Linked DNA regions of Mus musculus: regions 1 and 2 are each linked to region 3. Evidence: chromatin loops called from intact Hi-C (ENCODE). Cell type or tissue: heart. All regions are shown on one strand.

What was found. Hi-C counts contacts between places; a loop is a spot of excess contacts. Peaks named below come from ENCODE experiments on the same cell type or tissue, not always from the same donor. Only the 100,000 strongest peaks of a DNase experiment are listed, where the experiment ranks them.
Region 1: a loop joins it to region 3, with 5 times the contacts of the local background. A loop is called at or near these places in 24 of 42 quality-filtered maps.
Region 2: a loop joins it to region 3, with 5 times the contacts of the local background. A loop is called at or near these places in 17 of 42 quality-filtered maps.

The regions. Positions count from the first base shown.
Region 1 is chr2:160,713,982-160,721,981 of GRCm38, forward strand. Top1 (topoisomerase (DNA) I) reads left to right here. Exons shown (of 21, transcript NM_009408.2): 15 at 100-285; 16 at 1,065-1,133; 17 at 1,732-1,846; 18 at 3,406-3,533; 19 at 6,598-6,692; 20 at 6,946-7,095; 21 at 7,471-8,000. The coding sequence ends at 7,573. Among named protein-coding and RNA genes, the nearest start is that of Gm52567, 13 kb to the right of the region's middle. In heart, CTCF peaks have their summits at 3,477 (motif pointing right) and 3,678; no DNase peak of the experiment used is centred here.
Region 2 is chr2:160,757,185-160,765,184 of GRCm38, forward strand. It overlaps Plcg1 (phospholipase C, gamma 1), which reads left to right. Exons shown (of 34, transcript NM_021280.3): 24 at 30-99; 25 at 788-945; 26 at 2,270-2,366; 27 at 2,498-2,722; 28 at 2,799-2,947; 29 at 3,896-4,010; 30 at 4,121-4,282; 31 at 4,376-4,464; 32 at 4,555-4,739. Among named protein-coding and RNA genes, the nearest start is that of Plcg1, 30 kb to the left of the region's middle. In heart, a CTCF peak has its summit at 3,770 (motif pointing right); DNase peaks (open chromatin) are centred at 3,937 and 5,565.
Region 3 is chr2:160,883,849-160,891,848 of GRCm38, forward strand. It overlaps Lpin3 (lipin 3), which reads left to right and starts at 4,320. Exons shown (of 20, transcript NM_001199118.1): 1 at 4,320-4,369. In heart, CTCF peaks have their summits at 239, 1,182 (motif pointing left) and 3,633 (motif pointing left); DNase peaks (open chromatin) are centred at 273, 3,633 and 4,143; H3K4me3 peaks cover 1,644 bases; H3K27ac peaks cover 1,249 bases; H3K27me3 peaks cover 1,656 bases.

The sequences.
Region 1 (8,000 bases), 170 kb before region 3:
AATTGGGGGCTTCTGGTTTAGAGTGTCATTGAGATTATATGTGGTCTATGTTTCTTCACTCATCTCTTTCTGAACAACTCTGTTCCCTTTCTTGCACAGCTTGCTCTGAGAGCAGGCAATGAGAAGGAAGAAGGAGAGACGGCAGACACTGTGGGCTGCTGTTCACTTAGAGTGGAACACATCAATTTACACCCAGAATTGGATGGTCAGGAGTATGTGGTGGAATTTGACTTTCCTGGGAAGGACTCAATCAGATACTATAACAAAGTCCCAGTTGAGAAACGAGTAAGTTCATGTGGCCTGTGCTTCTTTCTCTAGCTTGCTCTTTTTACATGTTTGTTTATTCAGCAAATATTTTTTGAGGGCTTTTGCATGTTCTGCATTTTGATGAGCTCTAGTAAAATTGATCTCAAAGAAAGAAAAGAGATAATATTTGGTATATGGTGTGCCTCATTTCATGCCTGCCCTGCAACCTCTGCTACATTGCTGGGAACCTGTGGCCATCTCTGGAAGCAGTTTATAACAGAGTCTGCAGAGAGTTAGCCTTTATAGCAAACTCAATGTTAAGATTGAACACAGCCGCTTTAGTGATTTAAGCATCACAGCATCTGCTGATCACTTGTTATCTTGTGGTTTTTCTTAGCCCCAGTCCAAGCCCCAACTGAATAAAATGGTAATCTTTCAGTTCTCAGTCTCTGAGCTCATCTCTGTAGACCCATGAGATAGACATAGGTACCTACTACTTTCGCCCATTCGATAACAGTGGGTGCCAGTTCAATCGAGTAACTAGGGTAAGCATAGGTTGGCTATAAGGGAGTGTTTTTGTTCTTAGGAAGTAGATGCCAGGATGTTTGATGCTAACAAACATCCTATTTGAGTTACAATATATACCACAAATGGCTGAGAACTGATACTTAGGTATTTATGTAAATTTACACATGCAGAACAAGAATTTGGGTATAATATATATAGGTTGTCTTTCTACCTTTTCTCTTTTTTGAAAGTTATTGTGAGTTTGAAATTATTTCTAAAAAATTTTAAAATAATAATTGGACTTGTTTTAGGTTTTTAAAAACTTACAACTGTTTATGGAGAACAAGCAGCCTGAGGACGATCTTTTTGATCGACTTAATGTGAGTAAACACAGGACACTAGGCTAAAGTCCAAGGCAATCTCAAGCTCCTGGGGTCAAGAGTTGTCAAAGGGTATTTGGACTGTCCATTCAGTCTAGATTGTCCAGTGACATTCTACATATCCCTCCTCCCTTGGGGCACTCAGTCATCTGTAACCAGCAGCAGACCCTCCCTCCTCCCACCCTGTGGGTGGTGCTGTGGATTCCTACCAAAGCTGCAAGGCAGAGGGAGCTGAGCTTTCCATGGATCTTCCCTCTTCCTTTCATCCTTTCATGCTTTCATGAGACGCCCAGCTGCCTTTGCTACAGACCTAAGGCTTTCACTTGCTTTCTTTACTGGGAGAGATATTTATAAGAAAGAAAAAATTTGTTGTCTTGAACTTAAGATTAAAGTACTTTATAGAAAGGCACTATGCAATCCTTCCTGTATTCTGGAATTATTTTCCCTCTTTGCTAACTTCCTCTGTGAAGGACAGGACAGTAACTGGCAGGATGGTGGCAGCACTGGCACAAGGACTCCTAGTATTCACTGTAAGGGAAAGGGTGATTTGGTGTTTACCTCAGTTCCAATATCCTCTTTGTTGTCGTGTTTAATGCAGACTGGTATTCTAAATAAACATCTTCAGGATCTCATGGAGGGCTTGACTGCCAAGGTGTTCCGTACCTACAATGCCTCCATCACACTACAGCAGCAGCTTAAAGAGCTCACAGCCCGTAAGTAATACTCTGTATGGTTGTCCTTGGGATGGTGCCAGTTTCCTTCTCTTCATTCTTTCCCGCCAACCTCTTGAAGAGGCTTTGCTGTCTAAGCAAAACCAAGGCCTTTCTTCCCACTGCTGCTGCAAACTCTAGATTAATCTCATAGAATACTAACAAGAGCTTTGCATCTGGTCTAAAAATTTTTATGTTTTATCTGTGTTACTTACAAGCTCAGAGGGTATAGGCAGTGGTGTTAAATTGGGGAGAATAGAGTTGTCATGGTTACCAGAAAAATGTAGTAGTAAATCTTTTTCTTTTTTTCTTTTTGGTCTTCATAATAGTATGTAATAATTACCTCTGGGACCTTAGAACTTCTTTTCCTCTCCATTTAAAACAAACTCTCACACTGTAGCTAAAGGCTGGGCACATTCATCATGTGATCCAAGCTAGTGAACCTTCTGCTTCAGCCTACCCACAGCTGAGGCTGTAGGCAACCCTTCTGCTCCTGCCACTTGAATTTCCACTGCCTTCTATAAATGTATCAAATGCTCTTAGACGAGCCAGAGATGGTATGCTGGAGATCAGTAATTAGGATTGGTTTAAACAGTGGCTAAAAAGCCTGGATGTGTTGGTGGCAGCCCAGCACTTGGAAGCAGAGGCAAACAAATCTCTTGAGTTTGAAGCTAGCCTGGTCTATAGAGCAAGTTCAAGGACCCTGTCTTAAAAGAACACCCCATCCCCACTCCTACCCCTCCACAAAAAAGAAAGAAAGTCAGATCCCTAGAACTAGAGTAATAGATGAAACCAAACCCAGGTTCTCTGCATGAGCAGCAAGTATTTTTTAACCACTGAGCCTTCTCTGCAGCCCCTGCAGTATAGCTTAGGATCCCTTCATCTCATTCTCCTGTAGTCATTTCTTCTAGCACAGCTGCAGCATTTGCTACATCTGCCTAGTAAGTGGGAGACAGGGAATAAGAAAAGCAGTATAAAGGTCTGGGGGCTTTGGGTTTTTGTTTTTTGTTTTGGTTTGTTTGTTTGTTTAAAGATTTACTTGTTTTATGTGAGTACACTGTCACTGTCTTCAGACATACCAGAAGAGGATATTGGATTCCATTACAGATGACTATGAACCACTGTGTGGTTGCTGGGAATTGCACTCACAACCATCTGGAAAGCAGTCAGTGCTCTTAACAGCTGAGCCATCTCTCCAGGCCCAACTCTTGAAGTTTTTAAGAAACAAAACCAAAAATATAGATTTCCCTGTAATGTAGACAAGCTGGGCAGTAGTTATAGCTATTCAGGAACTTAGCAGTTTAGAGACCACCTGGACTTCATAATGAGACCTGGACACAAAATCCAGTAAGGGTAAAGAAAAATATAAAAGAGAGGCTCAGAATTCCTCCTGTGACAGAAACTCATTCAGGTTTATGTAGAAATTTACTGCCTTTGACTCAAATGTTGACCTTGAAACTTGGTTATGATAAACTGAAGGTTTGTAAAAACATCTAGAATGCATTTCATGTGTATATTCTTGGTATACAAACTGACCCAGTTACTATTATATTTCTTTGTAGCTGATGAGAATGTACCAGCGAAGATTCTATCTTATAACCGTGCCAATCGAGCTGTTGCAATTCTTTGTAACCACCAGAGGGCGCCACCAAAGACCTTTGAGAAGTCAATGATGAACTTGCAGTCTAAGGTATGGTGGGTCCAAAGGTAGGGTAGCAAAGGGAGTCCATGTCTGATGTCTTCTGACAAGCAGAGGCTTCTGGAATCTGACATAGTATGGCCTGGGATAACAGCAGGCTAATCTGGGTCGGTTTAGAAAGATTTTTTTTCAACAAATGGAAATAATTTGATAGTATCATTGTTTTTTTTTCCTAAAATATTTGTGCTGGAGACACAAGTTCTCTATGAGCCACTTTCTGTTTTGAAGTGCTAACTTTGACATACCACTGAATTGCTAGTTGTTGTCCTTGTTATACTTAGGGAAAATGGAAATCTTCGTGGTAGAATGCTTGCCTTGTGTGCAGCATGCTCTGGGCTCCATCCCTAGCATGACAAAAATAAAGTCTCGGTGATCTGGCTAAGAAACATGACAGAAAGATACACCTCAGTGGCAGAACCCACCTTTGCTTGTCTACCATATGTGAAGCCCTGGGCTTGATCCCCAAAGCAGAAGCAGGGGAAGGGAGAGGAATCCTGTTACATTGTTTGAAGTTTAAAAGATGGTGAAGCAATGGCATTTAATTCGCTCCTAATCCTAGAACAACTATTTACATCGGTTGAGGTGTGTCAGATATGACTGTGTCAGGTTGTGCCCTATTGGGAGAGACTGATACGAGAACAAGTTGTTGTTTCTCTCTCGGCACTGGCTGCTTAACTATGCATTTAAATCCACAGTGAACATGTTAAAACAGACACACAGGGTTACAATGGAAAACATTTAATACACACAGTCTGTGGCTTAGGAATAAGTATCCTCATTTAAGATCTTGAGGTGATCCTAACAATTATAAAGTTTAAGACAATGATAATAAAAGTGACATTTCCAGAGTTCTGCAACACTGCAATGCATAACAGGAAAGTATTCACCATCTGTTGGCAATAGTCACAAGACAAGTTATTTCTTTGGATTCTTGCTCACAGTTAAAGAGGAAATAATGTCAACTAGAGAGTAGCCAAAGTACAGATGCATTTTTTTTTTAATCCAAATTTATAGAATTCTATACTTGGACAATTTACTTTTAGAAACTGCTTTGCAATGAAACTTAACACATATTTTCAGGCTTAGAATATTCCCCTATTGAGATTTCTGCAAGATGAGAACACAGGCATAATGTATATTAATCTAAAGCTACAACCTAGAGATTCTGATACCCCTGGCCTGAAAGGATCTCCAGATCCACAGGGAGTGAATCTCAAATCTGCACCTAAGGTCAGCAAAGGACGACGGTCAGCAAGCTAAGAACCCCACAGACTGCCTTTTGAGCATGAGCCTTTGCTTTGCCCTGTTAGATGGAGATCCTCTGATGCTGCTTACTTTCCTCATGTGTTGTCATTCCAAGCCCAGAATAAATAAAGTATGAGTACCAGGTGCTATTTACACAGTTCAGGAGACCCTTCCTGGAGAATGAGGAGGTCATTTGTTGCTCTCATTTGAAACCACTGTTTGAGCAGCTCGGGCTGTCTGCCAAAGAAGCCCTCCAAGTGTAGGAACCTTCTCCAGTGTGCCCACAAAGTAAACACACGCCCAGTTGCCTAGTCAGTCAATGGAGTCTTTGAGAGAATTTGACATAGCTTGCCAGTTTAGCATTCACAGAAATGGTTACGACTGTGATTTGCTGTGTTTCTAGTCTAAGAAGCCTCTGCCTAGTTGTGGCTCCAATGCTTTTGTGTGCAAAGTCAGTTCTAGTACAACATAGATAGTGGAAGGAAGCCACTAACAGTAAACATTTAATGATTCTCTCACAATGGTGAATTGTTTCTAATCTTGGGCTGCATTTTATGTGGGTCCCCTACCCCCACCCCCGGAAGGGTAGAGGGTGGCAATGGGTGTGGTGTTTTTCTAACAAATTTTAGGCTCAGTCAACAACAACCCAATGTGTGTAAGTCAACATGTATTCACTCTGGGATATTCTCTTGACCTCATAGGTCAGCAGGGTGATTATGGGGATAGGATTCTTTAGAATCCAGCAGCACAAACTCACCAGCATTAGCTACAATATCATCATATTGCTGTTTCTAAGCAACACCCAAAGCAGAATTTAGGTTTTGTGGGTTCAACAAGCAGGAAAGAATGATGGAATTATTCTGTCTCTTCCTTGTAGATATGGATTCCATAAGATTTCCTCTGTGGAGGGAAAACTTCAATTGATGCTTATTGAATGATGACTAATTTTCTTCTCACTTTAGACTCCTTTACTTTCTAAAATAGTAAGCCAAGTTGAAGCAATTCCTCATTGATGTCTACTTGCCAGTTTATAATTTCCTGTGATATCCTCTTTAGTATATCCTTTCCCAAAGCTGGCAATTCTTTCCCAGATTTGGCAGGCTTGCTTAGTAGATGTGTGTATCTCCTCTGGTAGTCTCAGAAGGAATGCTAAAGGCCCAGAGTGGTGGCCCACGCCTATAATCCCAGCATTTGAAAGTCAAGGACAGGAAGATCACTGATCACTGAGTTTAAGGCCAGCTTAGTCTACAGAGTGAGTTCTAGTCTCTTCCTTCCTTCCTTTTTTTTTTTTTTTTTTTTTTTTTTTTTTTGAAACAGGGTTTCTCTGTATAGCCCTGGCTGTCCTGGAACTCAACTCTGTATACCAGGCTGGCCTCAAACTCAGAAATCTGCCTGCCTCTGCCTCCCAAGTGCTGGGATTAAAGGTGTGCACCACCGGCTCCAGTCTCTTTCTAACGAACTAACTAACTCATAAACAAACAAAAGAATGCTAAAGTCTGGCATAGGATTAATTTGAAAATAGCTGTCATCTGGGTCCTCCTCTGTTTTCTAAAGCTAGTGTGTTTTCCTGAAAGAGTACAACCAGATTTCCAGGTTACTCTACAGAACCTTATATTGTTCACCGAAGAACGTAAATGAGCAGCAGACAGCAGCTGGATTGTTTTCTGCAGTCACTGTCCACCATTTTCATAAAGCCTTTTTGTACTAGGAAGCACTACAGCTCCCAGTTTTACGTTCTCAGATGAAGCTTCTTTCCCTCTCCAGGTCATTTTATTCCTAACTGCACTGCCGTTTTTCTCTGTCTATCTAGATTGATGCCAAGAAAGATCAGTTAGCAGATGCTCGAAGGGACCTGAAAAGTGCTAAGGCTGATGCCAAAGTCATGAAGGATGCAAAGACCAAGAAGTATGTACCTGACACTGTACCAAGGGTTGGATAAGGGAGAACAGTTGGCACCATCACTCAGAGGCCTGAGTGTTCCAGCTCACATGGTCTCATTATGTAGCCTTGGCTTCCTAGGATAAACCACCATTCTCAGCTGTTTTCAAATACTTCTTGAGGAAATTTTCCATGATTTTCTCCTTTAAGCAGTATATAGGATACTTGTTTGTTCTTGTCCAGAGGTCAGTCTTAATGTATGATTCTGCCATTCTTCCAGGGTAGTAGAGTCAAAAAAGAAGGCTGTACAGAGACTAGAAGAGCAGTTGATGAAGCTGGAAGTTCAAGCCACAGATCGAGAGGAGAACAAACAAATTGCCTTGGGGACCTCCAAACTCAATTATCTGGACCCTAGGATCACAGTGGCTTGGTAAGTCTTAGGCCTGTGTAGATTTCCTGCTTTTGGTTAAGGAAAGGCAGAAAGTCTCTTGGATATTGCCAGCTCCTTCATGCCGTGTCTAAGTTTACATTTCTTCCAGGAGAGCCTACAGCTCTGGTTGCTGAGGTACATGGAATATCCTAGGTGCCCCATGGGCACATTAGTATAGTAGCCCATGCCTGCTTTCGAGATCTCTGAGATAAAGAATGAGCTGATAAAATAAAGTCCTTTGAATATTTTTGTGCACCAGAAAGCTCTGGACCCCTGCTATGGGTTATCATTGAGCTAGACTAATCTCCTTTGTTGTCTCCATATTTATTCGTTTCTTTTTTCTTTCTTTCTTTCTTTCTTTTTTTTTTTTTACAGGTGCAAAAAGTGGGGGGTCCCAATTGAGAAGATTTACAACAAAACCCAGAGGGAGAAGTTTGCTTGGGCCATTGATATGACTGATGAGGACTACGAGTTTTGACCAGTCTCGGCAGGGGTTCTGTGAAAAGGAACAGTGTGGTTTGGGGAAGATGGATAAACTGAGCCTCACTTGCCCTCACACCCGAGGGAGAGGCCACAAGTCTTAACAAACCAACATCTTTGCAAAAAGATAGACCTGGAGATACTATAAGGGAGAGCTGAGCCAGTTGTCCTATGGACAACTTATTTAAAAATATTTCAGATATCAAAATTCTAGCTGTATGATTTGTTTTGAATTTTGTTTTTACTTTCAAGAGAGCAAGTGGATGGGAATTTGTCAGCATCCTGCCAGGCAAATTCAGTTTTGCTGCAATGTTTGGATTCTCTCAGCTACTGTATGTGAAGTCTGATTATATTGGTGCGTTTTTACAGTTAGGGTTTTGCAATAACTTCTATATTTTAATAGAAACAAATTCCTAAACTCCCTC
Region 2 (8,000 bases), 130 kb before region 3:
TGACCATCCTGGGGTTTTGCTTCCTACAGCACCTGGATGAGAACAGCCCACTGGGGGACTTGCTGCGAGGGGTCTTAGATGTGCCAGCTTGTCAGATCGGTGAGATCTAATTCCTAGCTCATGATTCCTCTTAGTGTCAGGGTGTCCTTGTCACTCCTCCTGCTTCTGGAGAGGAATCCAGTGGCCGAGTTCCCAGAGGCTACTCTTATACTATGGAAGTCCCAGACTCTTTTGTCATCCCCAAATTTTACCCTCTGCCAAGTACAGTGGAGTCAAAAGTTGGCAGAGATGTTGACAGACTGACATCCAGTCCTAATGGTTTAGACCACAGCATTGTGACAGAAGCTTGGAGATGGGTTAGGGTGGGGGCTACAGTGCATGGCTCCAAGGAAGAGGCATGAGTCTCAGCTGGGTTGGAGCCTTGGTTCCACCATAACTACTATGGTATGTCTGAGCTACAGTATCCTCTGTAAATCGGATCTATATACCAGTTTTGCCTGCTTATAAGTATGGCCAGGAAGAAATGGAATGAATTCCTTTGAGCCAGTGTCTATGGCTGTGGTTCTCAAACTGTGGGTTTTAACCCCTTTGGAGGCCTAACAACCCTTTCCCAGGGTTTGCATATCAGATACGCTGCATATCAGATATTTACAGTATAATTCATAAATAGTAGCAAAATTATGAAATATCAATGAAAAAATTTTATGGTTGGAACTATATTGAAGGGTTCACAGCATTAGAAAGCCCAGAGAGCATTCCTAGCCCTGTATTATTTTACCCCCAACAGCCATCCGTCCTGAGGGCAAAAACAACCGGCTCTTCGTCTTCTCCATCAGCATGCCATCAGTGGCTCAGTGGTCCCTGGATGTTGCAGCTGACTCACAGGAGGAGTTACAGGACTGGGTGAAAAAGATCCGTGAAGTTGCCCAGACTGCAGATGCCAGGGTGAGAACCTGCCACAGCTTAGAAGGTGCTACTGGGATCTGTGGGGGCAACATGTGGGCCTGCCCGGGAGCCAAGGCCTCCAACCCCCAGCGAGCTCCTCTAGAGAAGGCAACTGATGTGGCCAGGCCTTAGATAAGGCACCCAAAAGAACAAACTCAAGACAGGATTGTGATGGATGGGCTTAGGAAATGTTGAGCATTAAGTACTCTCGATCACCTGAATGAGTGTAAGGCAAGAGGGAAGAGAGGTCCTGGGCTGGCAGCAGGAGTCAGATCAGGCTTAGAAGAGAGGAAGAGGGTTCACGTAAACATTTGTAACAGGGCATGGGTCTGGGACAGGAGGCAGAGAAGTTACAGATACCCACAGTAGTGGAACTTTGCTATGCTGAGGGCCACAGAGGTATGGTGTCCTGTAGCTTTAAAAGCAGCAGATATTCCTAGTGACACTATTGAGGTGTCTTAGTGTCATGAGAAGGTTGGATGGCAGTGGGTTGTAGGGAGTTCAGAGTGGGAGTTGGAGTTTGTGGATAGTGGGTAGCATGTATTTGTTTGGAAGGACCAGCTTTCTGGAGGAGCCCTCTTCCATTGAGCCTGGCGAAGCATTTGTAGATGTATGGAAGCTTCTACTTAGAGCCTGTCCCCCCAGCGCATTTGGTGAGCAGATTTGTGACTGGGGACAGACACAATGCTGAGGATTTTGTTAGTGTGCCCCGGAGGGCAAGGTACTGAAAGATCCAGTGGCTGGCAGGCTAGACCCTGCCTGGATTTAGCCTGGAATGAAAAGAAAGATTATAAATAGTGGAGCCCCTGAAGGAGAAGACTACAAAGAACAGTGTGGGGAGTGCCTGAGTAGGCTGCAGCTAAGATCGGGAACGGGAGGAGGAAGGCTGCATTGGCCATGGGGACGTGAGATGGTAAGGTCGTCTAAGGCACACACATTGCCAGGTGGGCTTAAGGCCTTAGTGCTTCAGGGAACCGGGAAGCAGTGTTTTTGCTGAAGGACGAGGCTAGGTAAAGAATAATCAGAAAGCATTATTGGGAGGGCCTTGCCGACCTTAGCTCCATGTGAGGTCATTTGGCACTTAAGTTATGGTGAGACTTCCACCCCAAGAGGGTTGGGGAACAAGTGTATCTGTGGAGACGAAGAAAGAGATAATTTTTGGCCAAAACTGGGAGCCAGTAGTTTTGTTTAGTGTCTGCTGCTATTTAAAATGTGCAAGGAGAGAAGAGGGCCTCAGAACACCTGAAGTGTGTGTGTACCCAAGGCTGGTAGGAGCTTCCTTCTCCTGGGCAGGGCTCAGCCTGGGCCTTGTGTGTGTCACCAGCTCACTGAGGGAAAGATGATGGAGAGGAGGAAGAAGATCGCCTTGGAGCTCTCCGAGCTTGTGGTCTACTGCCGGCCCGTTCCCTTTGATGAAGAGAGTAAGGCTGGGGCCAGGTGTGGTGTGCATGTGCTGAGGGGCTGGTGGCTTGAGAGTGGCGTTTAATACCCTGTCCCTTACATACACTACACAAGGGGGCCGCTCTATACACGCTCTCACTGTTTGGCTCAGAGATTGGCACAGAACGTGCTTGTTACCGGGACATGTCCTCCTTTCCGGAAACCAAGGCTGAGAAGTATGTGAACAAGGCCAAAGGCAAGAAGTTCCTCCAGTACAACCGGCTGCAGCTCTCGCGCATCTACCCTAAGGGCCAGAGGCTAGACTCCTCCAATTATGACCCTCTGCCCATGTGGATCTGCGGTAGCCAGCTTGTAGCACTCAATTTCCAGACCCCAGGTGAGGGGGTCTCTGTGGGTGGGGAGAGACACTTAGGGCAGTTCCACTGGAGCACACTGTAATCCCACTCTTGCAGACAAGCCTATGCAGATGAACCAGGCCCTCTTCATGGCTGGTGGGCATTGTGGCTATGTGCTGCAGCCAAGCACCATGAGAGACGAAGCCTTTGACCCCTTTGATAAGAGCAGTCTCCGAGGTCTGGAACCCTGTGTCATTTGCATTGAGGTGAGTATATTTGTCTGGGTTCTTCAGGGTGGGAAAGGGTTATGAAGACCATTGATACTAAACCTGCTAAGAAGGTGGCGACCAGGTGGGTCAGCACAAGTGGGAAAGGGTACAGGGCCAGAGGTGAGCAGCATTTCTGCTTTACATTGGGGAAGAGAACTTATCTTGGTCTATTCCTGAGCTTGAAGTAGGACCACCTGAAGTGGAAATCCAGCTACAGGTTCTCTGTGAGGTTGGGATCCCAGGGGTAGCATGGCTGATCATGGCCAGTTTTTGGCACAAATGAGTTAGGATGTCGGGTTAAAGCTAACCTGTGAAAAGTCACTACCTGGAAGGAAAAACCTGGTCAGAATGACACAAATCAGGCTAAAAGGGGCCTGTGCTGAGCCAGGCTCCTGTCTGCAGGACCAAGCAAAACCTGAGCTTGCTAGAGCATGACCAGCAGCCTGTTTGCCTTTCCCAGTTCCTAGAATAGAGCTCCCCAGTCCATGTCTGGTGAAATGCTGTGATCAAGGGTCAGCTCAGCCTTCGCTATGGGAATCAGCAGGGGTGGCCTGAACAGTCTGGAAAGAGTAAGAATAGTCTATGGCCAGCTGAGCACACTTAGGAGCACAGAGCCACAGATGGACATGACTGCTACTTTCCAGATATTCCCTCTAAAGTGGAATAATTTAAAAGATTCCCACATTGGAACAGACATGGATTTAACATGAAATGGACTGCCAAGTACGCATGATACTTAGCTAAAGCTCAGGGTTTTACAGCCAACAGCTTGCTCTGGAGTGAACAATGAGCGGCCTAATGGGCAGCACCTTCAGGGCCCAGCAGGGGGCATACTGCCTCCATGGTGCATTTTCCTCCACGATTTGCTCCCCAAGCTTCTGCTGGGAGGATGTTCGGGGTGCTGGGGGGATGTCATCACCCCATCTCTGCCTGCCTGCCTCACAGGTGCTGGGGGCCAGGCATCTGCCGAAGAATGGCCGGGGTATTGTGTGTCCTTTTGTGGAGATTGAGGTGGCTGGGGCTGAGTACGACAGCACCAAGCAAAAGACGGAGTTTGTAGGTAAGTCAGTCTTCCCTCATTACCCATCATTCCCCTGGGGTGTTAAAGACCTCTCCACCAGTCATCACATCCCGTAGATGTGGCCTCAGCTTTTGCCCTTGCTTTCACAGTGGACAACGGACTGAACCCTGTGTGGCCTGCTAAGCCCTTCCACTTCCAGATCAGTAACCCAGAGTTTGCCTTTCTGCGCTTTGTGGTGTATGAGGAAGACATGTTTAGTGACCAGAACTTCTTGGCTCAGGCTACTTTCCCAGTAAAAGGCCTGAAGACAGGTGAGGAATCTTCCTTATAAAGTCTTGCTGTCAGGATGGGGCTTATCCACTTGCTTGACACTTGATAGGCTGAGAGCCAGGTATTTCTCTTAGGATATAGAGCAGTGCCTTTGAAGAACAACTACAGTGAAGACCTGGAGTTGGCCTCCCTGCTCATCAAGATTGACATTTTCCCTGCTAAGGTAACTACAGCAGCGTGAGCAGAGAGTTCAGTCATAGCCCCTGAGATGCAGAAGAGACCTCAACTTTTGTGCACTTCCCTTGCTGAGCAGGAGAACGGTGACCTCAGTCCTTTCAGTGGCATATCCCTAAGGGAACGGGCCTCAGATGCCTCCAGCCAGCTGTTCCATGTCCGGGCCCGGGAAGGGTCCTTTGAAGCCAGATACCAGCAGCCATTTGAAGATTTCCGCATCTCGCAGGAGCATCTAGCAGACCATTTTGACAGTCGGGAACGAAGGTGAGGGAGATGAGGGGAAGTTAGCCAGTGTGGGACCTTGGAGGAAGGGTGCTGGAGCCAGAAAGATCAATCCTTTGGCAGCTTTCTCCTCTGTGGAAAAGGGATAACCGTGTGTCTTGGGTTGTCCTGTCTGGCTGCAAGGCCAGTAAGGACACTTCACTTCTGTTCAGGGCCCCAAGAAGGACTCGGGTCAATGGAGACAACCGCCTCTAGTCAGACCCCACCTAGTTGGAGAGCAGCAGGTGCTGTCCACCTGTGGAATGCCATGAACTGGGTTCTCTGGGAGCTGTCTACTGTAAAGCCTTCTTGGTCTCACAGCCTGGAGCCTGGATTCCAGCAGTGAAGGCTAGACAAAACCAAGCCATTAATGATATGTATTGTTTTGGGCCTCCCTGCCCAGCTCTGGGTGAAGGCAAAAAACTGTACTGTGTCTCGAATTAAGCACACACATCTGGCCCTGAATGTGGAGGTGGGTCCTTCCATCTTGGGCCAGGAGTAGGGCTGAAGCCCCTTGGAAAGAGAAGTTGCCTCAGTTGGTGGCATAGGAGGTCTCAAGGAGCTGCTGACACATTCCTGAAAGAGGAGAAGGAGAAGGAGGAGGAGCCTTGGTGGGCCAGGGAAACAAAGTTTACATTGTCCTGTAGCTTTAAAACCACAGGGTGAAAGAGTAAATGCCCTGCAGTTTGGCCCTGGAGCCAGGACAGAGGAATGCAGGGCCTATAATGAGAAGGCTCTGCTCTGCCCATGGAGGAAGACACAGCACAAGGGCACATTGCCCATGGCTGGGTACACTACCCAGCCTGAAAGATACAGGGGATCATGATAAAAATAGCAGTATTAATTTTTTTTTCTTCTCAGTGGTATTGTAACTAAGTTATTCTGTCCTGCTCCTCACCTTGGAAGGGAAGACCCAGCACAGAGCCTTTGGGAACAGCAGCTCTATGGGGTGTTGTACTGGGAGAGGGCACTGTCAAGAAGGGTGGAGGGGCAGGAAGAGAGAAGAGCAATGTCTACCCTGGTGAGCTTTTTTGTTTTTATGACAAAGACGACTCGATATGCTTCCCCTTAGGAATGGAGATATAGGTAAGTGGAGTCAGGCAGTAGGTACCAAATTAAGCTGCTGCTTGGTGCAGTTTCTATGCAGTTGGTAAAAAGATGCAAAGGAGATGGGAAGGTTGGGAAGGTAAGCCCCACCTCTGAGAACAGAGGCTGGGGTCCAGGCCTGTGGGTGCAAAGGTGCCTCAGCATAGCCAGCATCAGCACACGCAAACCCACTGCCCAAATTTGGGCTCAGGGTTGGCCATTTGCTAGTTCTGCTGCCCTCTTAAGATCTGACTGCCAAATAAATCATCCTCATGTCCTTTTTCTTTTAACTTGTTTGTTTCTTGGGGGCTCAGGAGAACATGGTGATTGAGAATAGAAGCAAGTGTGGTATAATATCCCTGGAGACCTGGGAAGTCACACAGCTCTTCCCTGTGGCTCTAAAATGTGAGGCCCCTCTGCCACCCCATCTTCTAATGGTATTGTTGAAGCCTGCCCACCCCATCAAGGGGCAAGCTCAGTCTCCATTGCACAGAAACCTACTTCAAAAAAGTAGCATTTGGTTATGTGCTGCCAGGTGCGTCTGTTTGCCTCTTCATCTGCCAGTTAGAACCTCTGTGCCTCCCATGCTGAGGAAGGCCTATTCCTTCCTGAGGCTTTGCTGCAGCACTTTGCTGGAGCAGGACAAAACCATGCCACAGTGAAGCAGCGTGTACCATGTGCTGAACTAGCTGGCTCAGGTCACAGAGCATAAGTATTTGGGTGATGGCTGGGTCTGTAGCTTTCATCTAACGCAGTGAATTTCAACCTGTGTGTTGTAATCCCTTTGGGACCCAATATCAGATGCCTTACATATCAGGTATTTACATTATGATTTATAACAGCAAAGTTAGTTATGAAGCAGCAGTGAAATAATTTTATGGTTGGGGTTCATTACAGCATGAGGGACCGTATTAAAGAGCCGAAGCATTAGAAAGGTTGACAACCACTGATGGAAAATTTTCCTGTCCCATCACAGACCGAGGGGAGGGATCCTTTCACACACAGGAAATGGTGGGTGGAGTGTATCAGGTCCTCAGACTCTCTGAGTTCATCCTTGAGTCTTGTGGCCCAGGAGAAGGTAGGAGCCATGTTTTTCAGTACTCAGTACTGCTACATGACAGCTTTGCTTGGTGCTGAGCATCTTAATTTCCTTTTTCTGAGCAAGTCTCCCAGAGAGGCTCAGCACTGCCTCCTAAACAGCTTCACAGAACCGTGATTCACACGTCTTGTCCCCTTACCATATTTCCCTTCAGGTAGTGGTTTCTTCTCAGTGGAGTAGATTTAAGGATCAGTTTCATTACTTAAATCCCCCAGGTAAACCTGACTACTGTTGAGTGATCCAGGAGACCCATCTTGGTGCCCCGTGGCTGTCTTGCCTGATTCATCCAGTGTGTCCCTACATGTGACAGCTTGGTTAACACTGCTTTGCACCCATTGGGTTATGACCTGTAGAATCTCAGCCAAGCATTGTTTAAAAACACCCTCAGGTACATCTGAGAAATACTGTTGTCAGGGCTTTGCTCCCTGGAGCATGAAAATGAGAAGTCAGGTTGAGAACCATTATCTTTGGCAGAGGAAACCAAAAGAGTGGGGTTGGAAGGGAAGGCAGTGATAACAGGAATACAAGCCAAGAGATGACTCCTTTTGGCTAGCAGGCCAGAGACAAGTAAAGAGGGACCACTGAGTGTTACCAGTGAAAACACGTTAACAAAAGAAGTCACTGCCTGTGACTTCAGGGGTATAGGACTGAAATGCGGGATTAAAAGACAGAAACATTTTGTGGCCTTTACTAAGAAAAATCACAAGTAGCTGTGCCCCTAACAGAGAGAGCTGGGGCCTCACTTGGGGCCAGACTCACCCTGGACTTTAGCTGAGGACAGGGACTAAACAGTCACTTGTCTTTCAACTTATTCCTTACCTCGACCATATCAGATCTGCTGAGTGAGTGTGAGGTTACCCCACCAACTTAGTGACCAAAACAAGCCCAGACCTGCCTTACATTTTAGTTAAGTGCATCTTTCCCTTAGAGGCTTTCCCCACCTAGGATATAAATCCCCAGAGGATTTATATCCATGGGTCACTGTGTCTTATCAGGAAGACTCTACAGCTCCCTGCAGGCTGATCCTGCCGTCTCCACCAGTGTGTTCTGAACCTGCCCACCAAGGACTCAAGAGATAG
Region 3 (8,000 bases):
GCAGACATGAATTCACCATACTTAACAAAGAAAAAGTGAAGGCACGCAGTTAGTATTGAATTTGAGATAAATAATGAATATTACATGAGACATACTAAAAAATGCGGATCTAAAATTAAAACAGCTAGTATCTTTTGGTTTTATTTGCTAATAGCAGTATACCAGTTGCCTGCCTCCTACCCTTCAGGCCTGCTCCCTAAGGAAAGCCAACACCAGCTATGCTGCATCCTGTCCCACTAGGACTGGTGGAGAGGCTCTGCTCCTGGCAGCCAGTCTTGCTTCTTATGACATGTGATCACAGCTGCAGGCCTGGCTCAAAGCGTCCATTCACCTCAGGCTGGGTTCACTCGCAAGGAAGTAGTGGGACAAAGTAAATAGTCACTGAACCTGCCTGTGGATTCAGAAGCGTATAGGCTACAAAATTCCATACAGAAGGCAGTGCCACCTCTAATCTTGGATTAATGAGAAAATGACAGCCAGCAGTGGTATAGGCCAAAGCTAGTACACGCACCCAGGAAGAAGAGAAAAAAAGCCAACACAGAACACAAGATCCTTTCAGACTTAAAGGATACCCCAACAGTGGTGCTATAAGGTACAAGCTAGAGCAGGATAGCCCCTGCTGGGTATTAGGACAAGGATGATCACCGAAGACTGCCTCTCACCCATTTACACCCCTCCATAATTACCACATTCTAGATGATTCAACGTTCCAAAACCAAGCTTGATGCAAATCCAATTTCTGCAACCTTATGCACCTTTTCCCCCCCTTTAATAAGGAACGATAAAAACTACTTGTGCTTCATCTTCAAAACTGTGAGCCGAGAGCTGGTCATGGTTCTGTGAGCCTGTAGTAAGAGCTGATAAAGAGGCTGATACCAGAGGATCAGCTGAGCCCAGGAGGTTTAAGTCATCCTGGGCAACATAGCAAAATCTCAGCCCCCTATGCCCAACAAAACAAGTCCACATAAAACAAAAAGAAAGAGTTGGAGAGATGTCTCAATGGTAAGAGCTGTTGTCCTGCAAGCATGAAGATGAGTTCATATCCCAAGGACCCACATAAAATGCCAGTCATGAGGGCTGGAGTGATAGCTCAGTGGTTAAGAGCTGCTGCTCTTTCAGAGGGCCAATGTTTGAGCTCCAGAACCCACATGGAGTCTCACAACTGCTCTAACTCCAGTCCCAGGAGAGCTAGTGCCCTCTTCTGGTGTCTGGGGGCATTGCACATGGATGGTCTTCTCTCTCTCTCTCTCTCTCTCTCTCTCTCTCTCTCTCTCTCTCTCTCTCTCTCTCTCTCTCTCTCATACACACACACACACACACACGTCTGTGCAGGCAAAACACCCAGACACACAAAACAATAAAAGAAAAGAAAACGAAAACCAGGCTTGATGGCACAGGCCTGTTATCTTGGTTAAAAAAAACAAAACAAAAAAATTAAGTCACAGCTGTGCTATAAATCTAGCATTCTGTGACATAGAGAGAGGTAGATCCGGAGAGACCACTGGCTGGCCAGCTGAGCCCATAAAACAAGCTCCTGGTTCAGAGCAGATCATCTCAAAGCATTAAGGTAGAGAGTGATAGTGAAGATGCGTAGCTTTTTCTCCAGCATCGGTATGAACTCAGACTCTCAGGGACATGCCTCTCCCCATCCACTGTACCCTCCCCCACTCTACCCCTCCCCCCACAAACCACACACCTAAACACAAAGTTCAGTAAACACCGGGGAATGCCTAATGTGCACCTCATGCTCTGCTCAGCATTTATTTAGCTCAGTAAAACTACATGGGGTTTTGAAATCTCAGTGCCATGGTCAGCCTTTGTCAAGGGCATGAGGATTTAAATATACACCCAAGACTGAGGACAACTGGTTATCAGATCTTCACAATATAATCCTGCAAGGTAAATTTTATCACTATTTTGCAAGTGATATTAAGAATAAAACAATAGCCGGGCAGTGGTGGTGCATGCCTTTAATTCCAGCACTTGGGAGGCAGAGGTAGGAGGATTTCTGAGTTCAAGGCCAGTCTGGTCTACAGAGTGAGTTCCAGGACAGCCAGGGCTACAGAGAAACCCTATCTTGAAAAACCAAAAAACCAAACCAAACCAAACCAAAAAACAAACCAAAAACAAACAAACAAACAAAACAATAGATTAGGCTCGGCATGGCCGGACACACCTTTAATCCAGCACTCCGGAGGGGGGCTGAGGCAGGCAGAGTCCTTTGCATTGAGGCCAGCCTGTTCTATATAAGCTATATAGTGAAGCCCCATCTTTCTTTCTTCCTTCCTTCCTTTCTTCCTTCCTTTCGACAAGACCTTTTTAAGACCTAGTTGTCCTGAACATACTATGAAGATCAGGCTGGCCTCGAACTCACAAAGATCCACCTACCTCTGCCTCCTGAGAGCTGGGGTTAAAGACTGTGAGATCCCAATTTTAAACAAGGAAAAGCTTGACTCTGACATCAGACGCCTCAGTCTGTGGCCTCTCCTACCTTCTTACCTCCCTTCTTTGAGAATTCCCGTTTCCAGGATTTTACCATCACAGGTAAACCTTATATATATAATGGCGCCACAGGCAAGCTTGTGGCAGGCCACAACCCCCAGGGTGGGCTTTCAATTGCTCTGCCTCCAGCAGGGCTCCTCTGAGATAGCAACTACAGGAAGAACAACAAAAGGCAGTCATTTCTAAACAAGCTCTGTCACCTTGTTGTCACATTATGACAACAGCTTCTCCCTCCTCACAGCCCAGTCCTGTCTGTAGCTTGATTTTCCCAGTTCTCCACTCCCATCCCTCTAGGTCTGCCTTCTTATGACTTTATCCTAAAATAAATACATTTTACTTAGAGCAGAGGTTCTCAGGCCATGGGTGGAGACCCCTAGGGGTGGTATAAATGACCTTTTCATAGGGGTCTCATATCAGATATCTTGCATATTTGATATTTACATAATGACTCTTAACAGTAGCAAAATTACAGTTATGAAGTAGCAACAAAAATAATTTTTATGATTGGAGGTCACCACAGCATGAGGAACTGAATCAGGTCACAGCATTAGGAAGTTTGAGAACCACTGATTTGGAGTGTATACAGCGTGTACGATGGCTTCACAGCCTGCCCGAGATACCTTGTAAGTGTGGATTACGGTTATTCAACTCAGAAGCAAGCACCTTTACTGGCTGAACCATTTTTGTTTGTGTGTCTGTCTGTTAGTTTTGTTTTTTCCAGACAGGGTTTTTATGGGTCTCCCTGGCTGTCCCAGAACTACCTCTGAAGGACATCTTACCTTGAAACTCTGGCATCTGCCTGCCCCTGCCTCCCAGTGTTGGTATAAAGGTGTGCGCCACCGTGCTGGGTTGAATGAGCCATCTTTTAGGCAAAGCCTGACCGTGTGTGCTTTTTCGAACAAACGCCTTCAGCGTCTCATGTTTTCCAGCACATCTTGTTTGCAGGGATCATCCATACAGGTAGTCGGAGAGGTCTCTGAGTCAGGGATTCAAAGTCATTCCTGGCTGGCCCCTTGGGTTTATTGCCTACAAATCTGCTCACTTGTCTTGCTCTTGAGAGTGTTGGGTGGTGAGAAAGTGTGATTGGGTGAGAAGACTGGTCACCATCTGCCCTCTGCTGGCCCGTGGTAGTATTAAGCGCACTGCCCACTCGCTAAAGTGTCTGATAGATGACTGAGCAGGTTTGCAATAGCACTGAGCGTATGAAGGTGGTCCGTTCTTAAAGGCGTTCAAGCTCGGTTGAAGCTGGGTGGTGTAACGGTGGTAGATCTCTTTGCGTGTACCACCGAGTTTTGATGTCAGTATGCAAAAACAAACAAGACTGACATTAACTGAGCAAATAAGACATTCCAACTGTGAGCATATAGGTAGTTAGACCTCGGCTAGAAAGGGGGTGTGGAGGATCAAGAAACGCTGTTCCCGGGATGGGAAATACAAGCGCCAAGCCCTCGACAAAGATATTCGTGTTCTCCGTCAAATCTTACAAGTAGCTTTCCTCTGGTATCCGTGGGAGATTCGCTCAAGGTCACAGAGGCAGGTAGTAAGGAACAGGACGTAGGTAGACGCGGTTCTAAAGTCCGTACGTCTTTCGTGCTCCTGTCGTGACAGCTGGTGTGGCCACGGGTGTGGCTGGGAACGAGTCAGAGCCCCGAAGTCTGTTGCTCCCCATAGGAAAAAGGGCGCCCTGGAGTGGGACCACGGGACGGGGGCGGGGTCTTCTCGAAGTGAAGGGTGGAGCCTGGACTGACCGGGAACAGTGAGAGCCGCACCTGGTTGGTGGAAGGAGTGGAGACCGGATCTCACCGGGTCTCAGAGAAAGCGGAAGTGCCGGGACCTGGACCCTTACCTGTGGAACCTCTGCGTACAGGTAGAGGCGGCGTTTCTGGGTCTCAGTGGTCCTCGGGAGGGAAGTTTCAACGTAGAAACCTAGCCCATAGGAAAACAAAATATGTTTTTCTTCCACTCTGTTCTATCTCATTTTCACGTCAAGGGACAGAGACCACAGGGAGCTAGGGAAAGAGTAGGGGAAGGCTGGCTTCACTTCCTGCCCCTTCCCCTGCGAGCTCCCTGGATAGCCAGGACTAGGAAGCTAGAGAGGAATGCCAGAACCTTTTAGAGAGGCTTCCCAAGACTGGCGGCGTGTCCTTGGTAATAAGAGTCCTCAGTTGCAAAGAGTGTCCCTGGCCCTTGTCTGGCCTGTCTTGCCTGTCAATGAGGGGAACTGAAGCGGCAGTTTCCCAATGCTGGGGAATTGTAACTTAGCGGTAGACCGCTTCCCTGGTATAAGGGCCCCTCCTTATACCCCTACTCTCTTTGGTGGCAGTTGGAAAGTCATCCCCACTCCATAACTCCCCCATCTCAATATCTGGGGTCCCAAGAGTCCAGAGGACCTTGGTTTGGCTTCCCTGTGGTAGAGACAAGCTAGCCCTAGAACTTTGAGGATATATCTAGCCTGGCTTGAACAAGGTACTCCACAAAGCCTGGAGTTCACCTTTCTATTTTGTAAATAGTGAGGTTCCCACTGGTCATGGTGTTGGGTGGCAGCCTACTGTGTCTAAACTGTTAACTGCAAGTAGAGACTGGCCTACTGCACAGCCCACAGCCTGAGTGAGTGTGGAAAAGTCACGATGCTGGTGTCTCTGCTAGATGTCACACACAGGCATAACACCTACTGTACAACAGGGCTGTATCCAAATTATCTCAGCGGGTACTCATCCCTGCCTGATACTATCTCCACTTAAAGAAGCTGGAACGAAGGCTCAGATAAATAGGGACTGGAGAGATGGCTCAGAGTTAAGAGCACTGGTTGCTCTTCTAGAGAACCCGGGTTCAATTCCCAGCAACCACATGGCAGCTCACATCTGTAATTCCAGTTCTGGGGTCTGACACCCTCACATAGACATAGATGCAGGCAAAGCACCAATGCACAGAAAAAAAATTAAAACAAAAATACTTAAAAAGAAAACCTCAGATAAATGAAGCATTTTGCCCTGGGAAGGGGCAAAGTATAGATTAGAACTCAGCCACTGTGGTGTTCTTACCCACAGTGCTTTGCTGCCATCAATAATCTGAGTCTCTAGTACTTAGCCTAAACAGTAGGACAGTCATGGAAGAAAAAAGTCAAAAAGGTTTCCTTAGGGGTGTTTGTGGGGTAGGGGTAGGATTTTACTTAGAGGTACCCGAAGCCCAAGAGAGTGGGAGTCTAGGTGAGATGAGTCTGACTTAAGGCCTATATTACAAGGGAAACTGAGAACCCGTGAATGAACCCGAATAATTCTGGTGACATCATCCCATGTAGCCACCTCTGCCATCCAGCTCCTTTTGCTTGGGTTAGTGACACTCCACTGGGGATGGTTTTTCTCCCAAGGAGACATTTGATTTTGTTTGCAGTGCTGTGGATTGAGCCTAGGGCCTTGCATAGGAAAGACAGGTCCTTTCCCATTGGGCTACACTCCTAGCACTCCTAGGAGGCATTTAACATCTAGAGACAATTTGGCTGACACAGCCTTGGATGGGAGCTGGGAGCCTACTGGTATCAAATGGTCTTACAACACACACACACACACACACACACACACACACACACACACACACACACACATTGCTCTGGTTCCAAACAGCAGTTGAGATGTCATGCTAGAGCAAACCAAGCCTGCCACCACCCTTTTTTCACAGTTCTTTCACTCCCAGCAGGTCTGAGGCTGCTTTGGTTCCATCCCTACCCTGGGCCGCCCATGCTTACTCCTTTGTTCCTGGAAACCCCTGGGTCTTCTCTGCTTTTCCTAGACTCACTGATCTAGAGGTTTGCTCAACAGATAGGTGTCTGTCCTATCAGTCTGTCTCAGTCTGTAGTCATTGAGCTTGATGTTAGAGCAGAATGAAGCTTCCTGCCAAGGAGCCAATAGGTGTCTTTCAGACAAAATTATTATTGGATTTGAGTGACAATACAGAACCATAGAGTTTAATGCCACCCCATTTTGACTTAGCCTCCTGCTGGCTAGGCCAAGACTTTTATTATCAGATGCCTAGATCATGAATGGCCACAGGGCACTGTGGGTAAGGGTACCAGACTGCCTGGGTGCTAATGTCCACTCTGACAGTAACTGAGATGTAACTCTGGGCAAGTCACTTCACCTGTCTGAGTCTTCTTGAAGTGCACCATTTATTGACACAGACAGAGGAAGAACCAACCAGATAGCAGCATTCCCTCAAAACCCACTGAGATCTGATCATTCAGACTTTTCCAAAAGTCACTACAGACATTGAGATAGCTCCTATCAAATGTTCAAGGGTGCAAGCACCACGAGGGACTTTGTTCCGATGTACATGTGGACCTAGGAAGGGTCCTGAGTTCCCACATTTCTAACAAATCCCCAGTGACTCTTATGATGCCAATTCCTAGACCACATTCCAAGTTTGGTGCATCACAGGTCTGCGAAGAGGTGGCTGCTCTCTGTGGTATGGTTTGGGGACTATGGACTAATTAAGAATTCAGGAGACCTTAGTCATAGCCTCTCTTCCTGCTCACCCCCGAGACACACACACAATCTGTGCTCTATTATCTCCATAAAGTGTGGTATACCGCTTAGCTTCTTTGAAGGGTGATCTTGAACCTTTGTCCTCCAGGAATTCTTAGGCAAGATCTGAGAGAGGAGGGTGACCTGTTGTCCTGTGTTGGATCTGGCTCTTAGTCCTCGAAGCCAGAGCAGTAGGTCTCTTACTTGGCAGTGAAACAGGTGTGATGAGCTGAGTCTGGTTCAGGTGGAGCAGGATGAGGGGACACTATGTCAGCTTCGTCACGACTCTCGTTATAGCCCTGGCTTTTCTTGGTTGCCACTGAAGCCTGCTCCTTCACCTCCACCCTGCCTCATGCAGGGAAGCTGGAGAAACCAGTCCGGCTGGGATATAGAACAGCACTGGCCAGAATGTGGGTCTGAGGACCTGCCTGGCTGAATTCCAGTCTGAAGCTAGAGACTAGCTCAGAACAATGCCTGAAGACCCTAGAGTGAGGCTGTGGGTCTCATCTTACCAGGAAAAAGGAGGGGTTGTGAGGCTGGAGTGGTTCCTTAAGCTACTCAGAGACCTTACTTGGTGTCTGGACTAGTAATAGGGTTCAGTAGAGATTTAGGTACCTGAAGTTCATATGCAAGAGCCCACTCGATTTCTAGGGTCAGGGAGCAGCAAGCTAGTTAGACCCATTTCTTATTTTGGTTGTGAGCCTAGCCTTTATGGCTGAGCCATCTCTGCAGCCCTAGACCCATGTCTTAAATGGAAGACTTCCTTTAGGATGCTACCTGCATTAGGAGGCTCTCCGCACTGCCCACAATGCCCTTTTTACACAGTGAGTCTTCTTTCTATTTGTTCTTGCCAGGGGTTCTGGACATGACTCACACAGACCTGGACTTGAACCTCAGGTTCCCTCTTTTATCTGTGTGAGACCTTGGGCAAGTCACTCCACCTCCTGAAGCGTCAGCTAGTCCATCTGTAAACAGGAGCAA